Regions from separate parts of the Homo sapiens genome. Here region 2 is linked to region 1. A link is a loop called in an ENCODE intact Hi-C map of the cell type or tissue named here. Cell type or tissue: heart left ventricle. All regions are shown on one strand.

What was found. Hi-C counts contacts between places; a loop is a spot of excess contacts. Peaks named below come from ENCODE experiments on the same cell type or tissue, not always from the same donor. Only the 100,000 strongest peaks of a DNase experiment are listed, where the experiment ranks them.
Region 2: it touches region 1 in a loop (1.9-fold over the local background); 19 of 110 quality-filtered maps call a loop at or near these places.

What each region holds. Positions count from the first base shown.
Region 1 is chr18:45,837,024-45,842,023 of GRCh38, forward strand. SIGLEC15 (sialic acid binding Ig like lectin 15) reads left to right here. Exons shown (of 6, transcript NM_213602.3): 2 at 6-65; 3 at 490-873; 4 at 1,695-2,072; 5 at 3,188-3,218. It also overlaps a transcript of EPG5 not described here. Among named protein-coding and RNA genes, the nearest start is that of SIGLEC15, 14 kb to the left of the region's middle. RefSeq lists an enhancer at 1,319-1,820. In heart left ventricle, CTCF peaks have their summits at 770 and 2,618 (motif pointing left); DNase peaks (open chromatin) are centred at 768 and 1,768; H3K4me3 peaks cover 1,464 bases; H3K27me3 peaks cover 2,618 bases.
Region 2 is chr18:45,772,283-45,777,282 of GRCh38, forward strand. All of the region lies in intron 3 of LOC105372093 (a long non-coding RNA gene), which reads right to left. Among named protein-coding and RNA genes, the nearest start is that of SLC14A1, 51 kb to the left of the region's middle. In heart left ventricle, no CTCF peak of the experiment used is centred here; a DNase peak (open chromatin) is centred at 3,039; H3K4me3 peaks cover 1,143 bases; H3K27ac peaks cover 480 bases; H3K27me3 peaks cover 608 bases.

The DNA of each region.
Region 1 (5,000 bases):
TGTAGGCTCATTTGTGAGAACTAAAATAGATACTACGGAGAACTTGCTCAACACAGAGGTGCACAGTAAGTGCTTTTATTATTATCACCATCTCGGGGATCTTGGGAGTCTGTTTTAACCACGAGATCCCAGGGTTTTTCCACAGGGCAGGTTTTGATGGGGAAAAACTAAGGGTAAGAATATGGGGTCAAGGGGCCTGCAGGTGAATTAGGAAACGAAGAGGGGAATAGTCCCAGGGAAGAGCCGCGGGAACGCAGGCACTCCCAAGTCGAGGGAGTGCAGGCCCTGGGGGTGCAGGCACCAGGAATTGCCCCTCAAGTCACAAGGTGGGGTTCCGGCTCCCCTGGAAGTGGGGGACGATCCCTGAGTCCTGGGGTTTCCAGGCTAGGGGTTGGGGGAGCGTTTCCTGGGTCGTGGGGTTTCCAGGCCCCGGGTGCGGGCGCCTCGACCCCAGGGCCCCGAGCCTGACGCAGCCCGCCCCGCCCTCAGGCTCGCCAGCGCAGCGCTGGTCCATGCAGGTGCCACCCGAGGTGAGCGCGGAGGCAGGCGACGCGGCAGTGCTGCCCTGCACCTTCACGCACCCGCACCGCCACTACGACGGGCCGCTGACGGCCATCTGGCGCGCGGGCGAGCCCTATGCGGGCCCGCAGGTGTTCCGCTGCGCTGCGGCGCGGGGCAGCGAGCTCTGCCAGACGGCGCTGAGCCTGCACGGCCGCTTCCGGCTGCTGGGCAACCCGCGCCGCAACGACCTCTCGCTGCGCGTCGAGCGCCTCGCCCTGGCTGACGACCGCCGCTACTTCTGCCGCGTCGAGTTCGCCGGCGACGTCCATGACCGCTACGAGAGCCGCCACGGCGTCCGGCTGCACGTGACAGGCGAGGCGGCGTGGGAGCGGGTCCCCGGCCTCCCTTCCCGCCCTCCCGCCTGCCCCGCCCCAAGGGCTACGTGGGTGCCAGGCGCTGTGCTGAGCCAGGAAGGGCAACGAGACCCAGCCCTCTCCTCTACCCCAGGGATCTCACACCTGGGGGTAGTTTAGGACCACCTGGGAGCTTGACACAAATGCAGAATCCAGGTCCCAGGAAGGGCTGAGGTGGGCCCGGGAATAGGCATTGCCGTGACTCTCGTAGAGTGACTGTCCCCAGTGGCTCTCAGACGAAGAGGCGAGAAAGACAAGTGAATGGCAATCCTAAATATGCCAAGAGGTGCAATGTGGTGTGTGCTACCAGCCCGGAAAGACACTCGCAGCCCCTCTACCCAGGGGTGCACAGACAGCCCACCAAGTAGTGCCTAGCACTTTGCCAGACCCTGATATACAAAGATGCCTGAACCAGGGTCCCGTCCCTAGAGCAGTGGCTCTCCACTCTAGCCCCCACCCTGCTCTGCGACAATAATGGCCACTTAGCATTTGCTAGGGAGCCGGGACCTAGTCCAAGCACCCACAAGCATGAATTTGCCAAATCTTTTCAGCAACCTCTTAAGGCAACTGCTATCATGATCCTCACTTTACACATGGAGAAGCAGAAGCAGAGATGATAGAATCTTTCGCCCAAGGCCACATCTGTATTGGGACGGGGGCAGCCTGGCACCCAAGTGCCCATTCCTCCCTTCTGACCAGCCCCCACCCCTCCGGCTCTGGCGTCCAAAGGGCTAAGGGGAGGGGTGCCCTTGTGACAGTCACCCGCCTTCTCCCCTGCAGCCGCGCCGCGGATCGTCAACATCTCGGTGCTGCCCAGTCCGGCTCACGCCTTCCGCGCGCTCTGCACTGCCGAAGGGGAGCCGCCGCCCGCCCTCGCCTGGTCCGGCCCGGCCCTGGGCAACAGCTTGGCAGCCGTGCGGAGCCCGCGTGAGGGTCACGGCCACCTAGTGACCGCCGAACTGCCCGCACTGACCCATGACGGCCGCTACACGTGTACGGCCGCCAACAGCCTGGGCCGCTCCGAGGCCAGCGTCTACCTGTTCCGCTTCCATGGCGCCAGCGGGGCCTCGACGGTCGCCCTCCTGCTCGGCGCTCTCGGCTTCAAGGCGCTGCTGCTGCTCGGGGTCCTGGCCGCCCGCGCTGCCCGCCGCCGCCCAGGTGGGTGCGCCCCAGACACGGGTGGCCGCGAGGGGCCGGGCCGGGGCTCTCTGCTCTTAGATAAGACCACCTGGCTGACCCCCTGGCACTGCCAGAATGTCGGTTTTTTTGCCCTATGCATCGTGGCGCTTTCCTCTCTTTGCATGAAGCCCAGCAGGTGTAACCAGCACGAAAAAATCCCATTTTGCAATAAGGAAGCTGAGGCTCAGAGAGGTTAAGTAACCTGCCTTTTGATAGCAGCACAGAGATATAGAGACCCAGACCCGGTTAACTCTAGAGCCGTCCCTTTGCTACCACCCGGTAAACGATTCCTCTGGAGGGGCTCTGACTACAGACCTTCCTAAATAGCACCGTTCCTGAGGACCTACTATGTGCTGTGTGGGTGCTAGGAATACACTGATGAATATGGCATGGTCCCCTGCCCTGCAGTGCGTGCTGAGCGGTAGACAGATCATTGCAATGTGCTATGAGAAGGGCTCTCCTCAACCCTACCTCTGCAGAAGCCAGAGGAAGGTATGCCTCCCTCTGGTGGGGCATCTGGAGAAGGCTTCACACAAGCCGTGCTGGGAGAGCTAAATAAAAATATGTAAGTAGGCATGAGCTAGGAAAACAAGGAGAAACGCTCTTCCTAGCAGAGATCATGGTGGATTGACTAACAGGGTGTCCTGAGATTGCCACTCCTGCTGTCTCTGATCTGGATCAGAAATCTGCCCTGTGCCCCAGAGAGGGAGGGAGCTTCTTGGAGCCCCTCAGAACCCCCAGGTCCATAGCACTAGGCTCACACTCTAGTGAGATCAGACTTTGTCACAGTGGCCCTGGCTGCTGCTGTGGCCACAATGGCTTTCTTGCCCGTTTCTTGGAACTCATCAAGTGTTTTGTGCTCAGGGTGCTCAGAAGAACGGACTTTTTACTGGATTGCTCCTCAGTCCACCCCTCTCCTCACTAACTCCCCAGCAGGGTTCCATGGCACAGCTTCACACCCTGCTAGTCTGCTGTTTGCTTCAAAAACAGTGGTTTCCTCGAGACCCCTTCCACATGGCATGGGTGGGGGTGGGCGCACAGGCTGCAGACTGCGGTGGAGATTCATGCCTGCTCTCTTGCTGTCCCTCCCACAGAGCATCTGGACACCCCGGACACCCCACCACGGTAAGTGAGCTCCCCGCCTCCACCCTACCCTACCCCACCCACCTAGTCCTCATCACCCAGGGGGTCCAGGCAGGAGAAGGAATAAATGGCAAAGGGCTGGGGCTGGGGTCCTACTTTGACCAGGGGCTGGGCCTTCCTTGCAGCCCACCAAGGCACCCCTCTTGCAGCCTGCCAAGGTCTTCCCTGGACAGACCAAGCCTCGCTGACCTGCTCCTCCCCCACGACTCCAGGCTGTGTTTCTTCCTGTAGTTTCCCCTCCACATTCTTGAACAGGCAGATTCATACAAAAACCACATTGGGGACACTCATCCCCGTTCCCCCCTGGCACTCTGCTGAAGGCTTTGCAAACAAAATCTCTAGAGGTTCTGAGAGCCTAGGTGAGGGGCCCAGAGACCCCTAGGAAATCACTGACTCCTGGGTCATACTCTCCTCTTCTGTGGCATCCACCCATGTGAAGGCTGGTGTTGAAGGAGAAAGAACTCAATTCATAGACCCTGTACAGGCTGGGCCTGATCCTGGCAGAGGGTAGGAGTGGGAGGAGGAGCCTAGGCACTCCCATAACTCCACCCACCTGTGCCCTGAAGGCTGGAGGTGCCACACTGCTGGTGGCCCCACTCATCAGCTGCCTGCCGATCTCTCCACAGTCCCACAACCTGTCCTGTGTCCCTGTTTGCTGATTTACTGTCGCACCAACGCCCCTGAATCTGAAAGCCGACCGTTGTTCAGTCATTTAACAAATACTTATTGAGTACCTACTGCATACCAGGCACTGGTACTAAAGACACAGCAAGATCCCTGACCTCACAGAACTCATATCCTATTGTGGAGAATTTTAATAAATATGGAAACACGCCACCTGACATCGTAAAGTAAGAGCTGTGAAGGAAATGGACACGTGATGCAGCAGATTCCCTGGGGAGGGGGCCCGCTGCTGGGCTGAGGCTGCTTTAGATCAAGTTCTCTTGGAGGACATGACATTGAGGGGACCTGAGGATGGAGGCTGGGGCCTGGGCAGGTAGGAGCGGTGGAGTTCCAGAGAGCAAGCCCCACTAGAGTGTGGACGTAAGACAGGGACAGTAGGGGCAGCCCGGGAGAGGAAAAGGCAAGTAGAAAGACTCAGGTGAGGCCCAGAAAGGAGGCAGGCATTTCTGGAGGGTGGACGGGAGGAAGGCAGGAAAGGCGTGGGGGTTATTGTGGGTGCAATGGGAAGTCACTGAATGGTTTTAAGCGGACGCATGGCTCCATCAGAACAAGCTGGCCCAGGAGACTTGGTTGCAGGCCGTTGGCAAGGCTGAGGCTGGCTTGGCTGTTTGGACAAAGGTGCAGGGGTGGCGGTGGGGAAGTGGGTAGACGGGAGGCAGGGCTTGCCCAAGAGCCCAGTGGGCAGCACACAGTGTGAGAGGGAGCCAGGCTGCCGGGGTTGGGAGCCTGAGCCCTGGGTCCCACTTCCTGAGATAAAGACAAGAGGAGAAGAGAGTGGGGCGGGTGTGAGGGTCATGCGTAGCACAGTGGACATTGAGATTTGAGATTCCCACTGAGATGTCCTAGGGGAAGTCAGGAAAGCAGTTGGGGACCAGGAGGCCAGGCCGGAGATTCCGATTTGTAGGTCAGGGACATGGAGCCAGTCTTGAGGCCTCAGACAGAGATAGCAACTCTATGGTCTGGGCTGCCCTGGCCTTTGGGGGCCCCTCCCTATTCCTGACTCTGCCCAGCCTCCGATGCCATTCATCTCTGAGCCCTGCCGGTTCCAGCCGCACTGCTCCCCAGAATGTCTCCTCTTCT
Region 2 (5,000 bases), 65 kb before region 1:
TGCTATCGTGCATTGTTATATTATCCATCTGTGGTGTAGGGCTTGTCTCTCTAAGCTGCTTAATAATAGGGATCGTGTCTGCTATATCCTTGGGCTTCCACACATAAGCAAGATAGCTTTCCCAGAGAAACAAAAACAGCAGCAGCACCAACTTATATTTAATAGGTACTCATATATATGATCTCATTGGAACTTCATAATAATACCATGAGGAAGTTTCCCTACAAAACTGACACTTAGAGAAGCTAAGTGACTCTTGCAAGGCCATACAGGTTGGAAGAGACTGCTACATTCTGGCAGCAGAGCCTGTGCCATACTAAGTAGGTGCTCAAAGAATATTTATTAGTTGACTTTTTCCACTTCTTCCTCTTAAATGGTAGCAGAGTACCATTAAGTGATCTTCATAGACTCCATAGAGAATAGCAGAATCATCTAGCAGAGCCCCCCCGCTCATTTCTGACCCACAAAATCACTAGACATAATACAATGGGCTTATTGATTTAGGTCATTACGTTTCTGATTAGTTTTTCAAGTGGCAAGAGAAATCTGAAAAACCCTCATGAGTTCTGAAGCAAATTTCTCATAGTTGGCATTTAACACAATTTTTGTATTATCACTGAGCACACATTAGGCAAAGTCTGTCCTAGTGCATTCTCAGTTCATTGTTGATGCCCTTTCCCAACAATCCAGTTCTCTCCAAGGTCCTCTGAAGATCCCCTCTCAGATCTTCTTCCCTCAAGATGCCCTAAACCTTAGAATCCTTCTGGTCTTATGCCTCTCTTCCTTCTTTCTTCTTTTTTCTTTCTTCTCCTCCTTCTCCTTCTTTCTTTTCCCTTCTTCTTCCTTCTTCTTCTTCTTTCTTCTTCTTCCCTCCCCCTCCCCCTCCCTCTCCCCCTCCTTCCCTCTCCTTCTCCTTCTCCTTCTTTCTTTTTACCCAGGCTGCAGTGCAATGCCATGATCTCAGCTCACTGCAACCTCCACCTCCTGGGTTCAAGCAGTCCTCCCATCTCACCTCCTGAGTAGCTGGGATTACAGGTGTGTGCCACCACACCAGGTTAATTTTTGTATTTTTAGTAGAGACAGGGTTTTGTCATGTTTGCCAGGTTGGCCTTCTTCCTTCTTTACCCTTCTATTATCCTTCCTCTCCTCCCATTAAAGTGTTTCATTTTAAAGGAATAATTTTTTTTTAATAGAGTCTCACTCTGTTACCCAGACTGGAGTGCAGTGGCTTGATCTCAGCTCACTGCAACCTCCACCTCCTGGGTTCAATTAATTCTCCTGCCTCAGCCTCCTGAGTAGCTGAGATTACAGGCAGGTGCCACTAAGCCCTGCTAATTTTTTTGTATTTTTAGTAGAGACGGGGTTTCACCAAGTTGGCCAGGCTGGTCTCGAACTCCTGACCTAAAATGATTCACCTGCCTCAGCCTCCCAAAGTGCTGGGATTACAGGTGTGAGCCACCATGCCCCACCTTAAAAGAAGAATTTAGTAGCCCTAAAGAATCTCCAAGGTGAAGACTAGAAGAGAGAAATCAATGCAGCATTTGTGTAGAGACCTAGGAGGAGAGGGCCTGAACACCAAGCAGTCTCCCTGGTGTTTCTTCTCCATCTTCTATTCATAGCCTTCTACACAAACCAGAAAAAGATCATCAATTTTACACCAGATGTGAGAAGATGCCCACTCCCACTGCCTCCCCCAGTAGTAAGTCCTAATTAAAACTTGCTACCCTCTGAATCTAAAATGATTTAATGCTTCCTTTCCTTTGAAGTGATGATATTACAGATTTTATTATCTTTTCAAGGAGAAAAGGTCTGTTAGAATAAATAAAGCCTTAGTATATGAAGTAATGTTCAGAGTGTCTTATCAACTTTAGTCTTCCCCTGGGAATCCTCTCTCTTCCCCTCTGCTCACCACATCCTGTCCTTCTCTTCCAGCCCTGCTCTGATTATTAACTAAGAACCCATAGAAACTAAGGTTTCCTTTAGCTCTCCCTAAATGGGGTTTGAATAACCCACTAACCATGTTTAAACAGGTCTTCTTAATCATAAACATCACCCTAGAAGACAAACATCACTCTTCTATTATGTGGCTGCCCATAAAACCCAGACAGCTTCCTGTTTCTCTGTTTGGACCTCATGTGCCTGCCAAAGGTATGTGCCATTTCCCAGTGGCTTTGAGGGAGGCATAAAAGCCAGAGCCCACAGGACTGTGTTACTCAGTCTTTGTCTTAGGTCTCAGGTGGGGCCAGATAGGGAGGGGAGTGTCACATCTTGTTGCATTACTAAGGCTGATGGTCACCCAAAATACAAAGATAGGACTGTATCTCTTGGAGATGAAGGTTCACATGTCAACATACACCTCCCACCTATGTCAGTCTTCCCATCCCCAACCTTGGTCATGTCATTCCTCACCTCACTTCCCTCCTACTCCACTTCCAATGTGGAAAGGACCCCTCTTCTCCTGTCCACCCAACTAATAGCTACCTAGCCCACCAAAGTACACTTCAAGCCCCACCTCCTTTCTGAAGCCTCCACTGCCCACTCAGGTGACTTTCTTCTACCATTCACAGATGGTAACATGTGTGTATCATTCCTACCTAAAATGCTGGAGAATGGTATGTTAACTCTTCCTGTGGTATTTGTTTTCCCAACATTATATTTAAGTTCCTGGAGTGCAGAAAGTGTGTGCTGTCCATGTTTGAATGCCCCACATGCCTAATGAAGGACAATGTAGATGGAAGACCCATGAGCAATATACTGAATCAATTAAAGAGACAGGGCATGACATTGTTCAGGCAGCTGTTAATAATAATAATAAAATTAGTTGCTATTATTAAGCCTGTCTTAAACTGCAGAGAACAAGACAGACACAGGGGATGACCTACAAGCTTCAAGACTCAGAGAATTCAACAACCTTAAGAAATACCTCCTGGGCAGAATGCTGTATTTGGAAGGTTGGAAGACTCTGAGCTTGAGAACCCTGAAGAAGGCGGAACTGTTGGGTTGCCGGCAGCCGGGAAGGGTTTGCCTGACACTCTTGGCTGGGCGGGAAGAAATGGGGGGAAGGAGAAGGGCGGCGCACTGGGCTGCTGGAAGCTGGGTTCCTTCCGAAGGGACGTTACGCTACCGTCCGTAATATCACCCCAAGCCCTAGCATTCTCAGGAAAGTCGCTTATGAAGCTATGACTCAAGTGCCGCAGTGCTTGGGCCCACGCTTCGCAGCGTGGAATCAGCGGCGGGGCGCGGCGGCACGAGGAAGCTGTGCAAAGCCGAAGGGGCAGCCTCAGACCAGGAACCTTACCCGTCTGGCGGGTCTTATGGCCGAGTCACCGTGGCGGCGCGGCAGCTCGGGCCCGGTTCTTCCGGGCGGGCCGGGGTGGTCACCTCTGCAAAGCAGGGTTTCTGGGCCGTGATCGAGTCTTGCTCACGGGCATGTCGGGAAACGCCTGCTGCGCTCCCTGCCTGAAAATCCACTCTTGAAAATGCACTCCCTTAGGTTAAAACGCTGCCTTTCCTAAGGACCTTCTTTAAAAGTAAATCCTAACATAAGTTGGTGCAACCAATTTCCTTCCCTTACAGACGCTAAAAGCAGAGCACTGAAGGGGTGGGATTCTTGAAGGGGAGGGAGGGAGGTAAGGCTACTGATGATCCTGGAAGGGACAGCTCCACTGCGAAGGGTTTAGGGGAAGGCGGATATCAGCTCTGGTTGCTCGGTTAGTTTGCCCTATTTGAGCTGACGACTTTCGTTAATGAATTTCACCTCTAGTGCTCAGTGGTTTATCTGAAAGAAAAGGCTGGACTAGAGAAGTGGTTCTCAAATTGGTCCCCAGACCAGCAACATCAGCATCAGCTGGGACCTCGTTAGAAATGAAAACTATAGGCCAGTCCTAGATCTACTGAATGAGGGACTCAGCGGAGAGCCCAGGAATGTCTTTCAACAGCCCTCCAAGTGTTTCTGATTCATGCTGTCATTTGGTGACAAACTGGACTAAATGATCTGGCGAGTCCCTTGCACAGAAGAGAGCTGATACTTTTTAATGTGGTTCATGAGGCCATACAAGGCCCTCACTGATGTGGTCCTCATGTAACTGTCCAGTCTCTTAAGGCAACAGTCTTTCTCATCTACATAAAACTGATAAAACTTTCTCTAAAGAGATTTCCTCTTTGAAACCCAGGCTTACATATGCTGCTCTTCCTGACATAGCCTTTTTCTTCCATTACTATCTCCTATTTGTCCTGTAAGACTTGTTTTGTGATTATCTCTTCCAGGAAGGCCATCTCACACCTCCCAAGGTCAGGTGTCTCCCTTCTGTGTTGTTGTAGCACCTTGTAAATGTTATATCCATTTACCACCTTTATCAGGTCACCCACCAGACTGAGCGAGGTGTGAGCAGAAACTTGTACTTCTGCACGTTCAGTGTCTGACACAATGTTAGCCACTACAGTAATCATCAATGCATGAGTGAATGAATGGATGAATTGAATCCTTTTGTCAACTGAGGGCTCAGATAGTGGCTTTCTGGTTCTTTTTGATCTCTAATCATTGATAATTTAAAGCTCTTCGTGTTACCCCAATGATTTGATCAATGCTTATTACTGTTAGTAATTTTTTTTTTTTTTTGAGACGGAGTTTCACTCTTGTCACCCAGGCCCGATCTCGGCTCACTGCAACCTCCACCTCCCAGGTTCAAGTGATTCTCCTGCCTCAGCCTCCCGAGTAGCTGGGATTACAGGCACCCACCACCATCCTCAGCTAAATTTTTATATTTTTAGTAGAGATGGGGTTTCACCATGTTGGCCAGGCTGGTCTCGAGCTCCTGACCTCAGGTGATCCACCCACCTCAACCTCCCAAAGTGCTGGGATTAGCCACCACACCCAGCAACTGTTAGTAATTCTTTATAGTACATTACATAATACAAATTATTTCATATCCATTAGCCCATTTCAACTTCTCATCAACCTTAAGAATTAGAGTAGGTATTGTTTTAATCATTTTAACAGC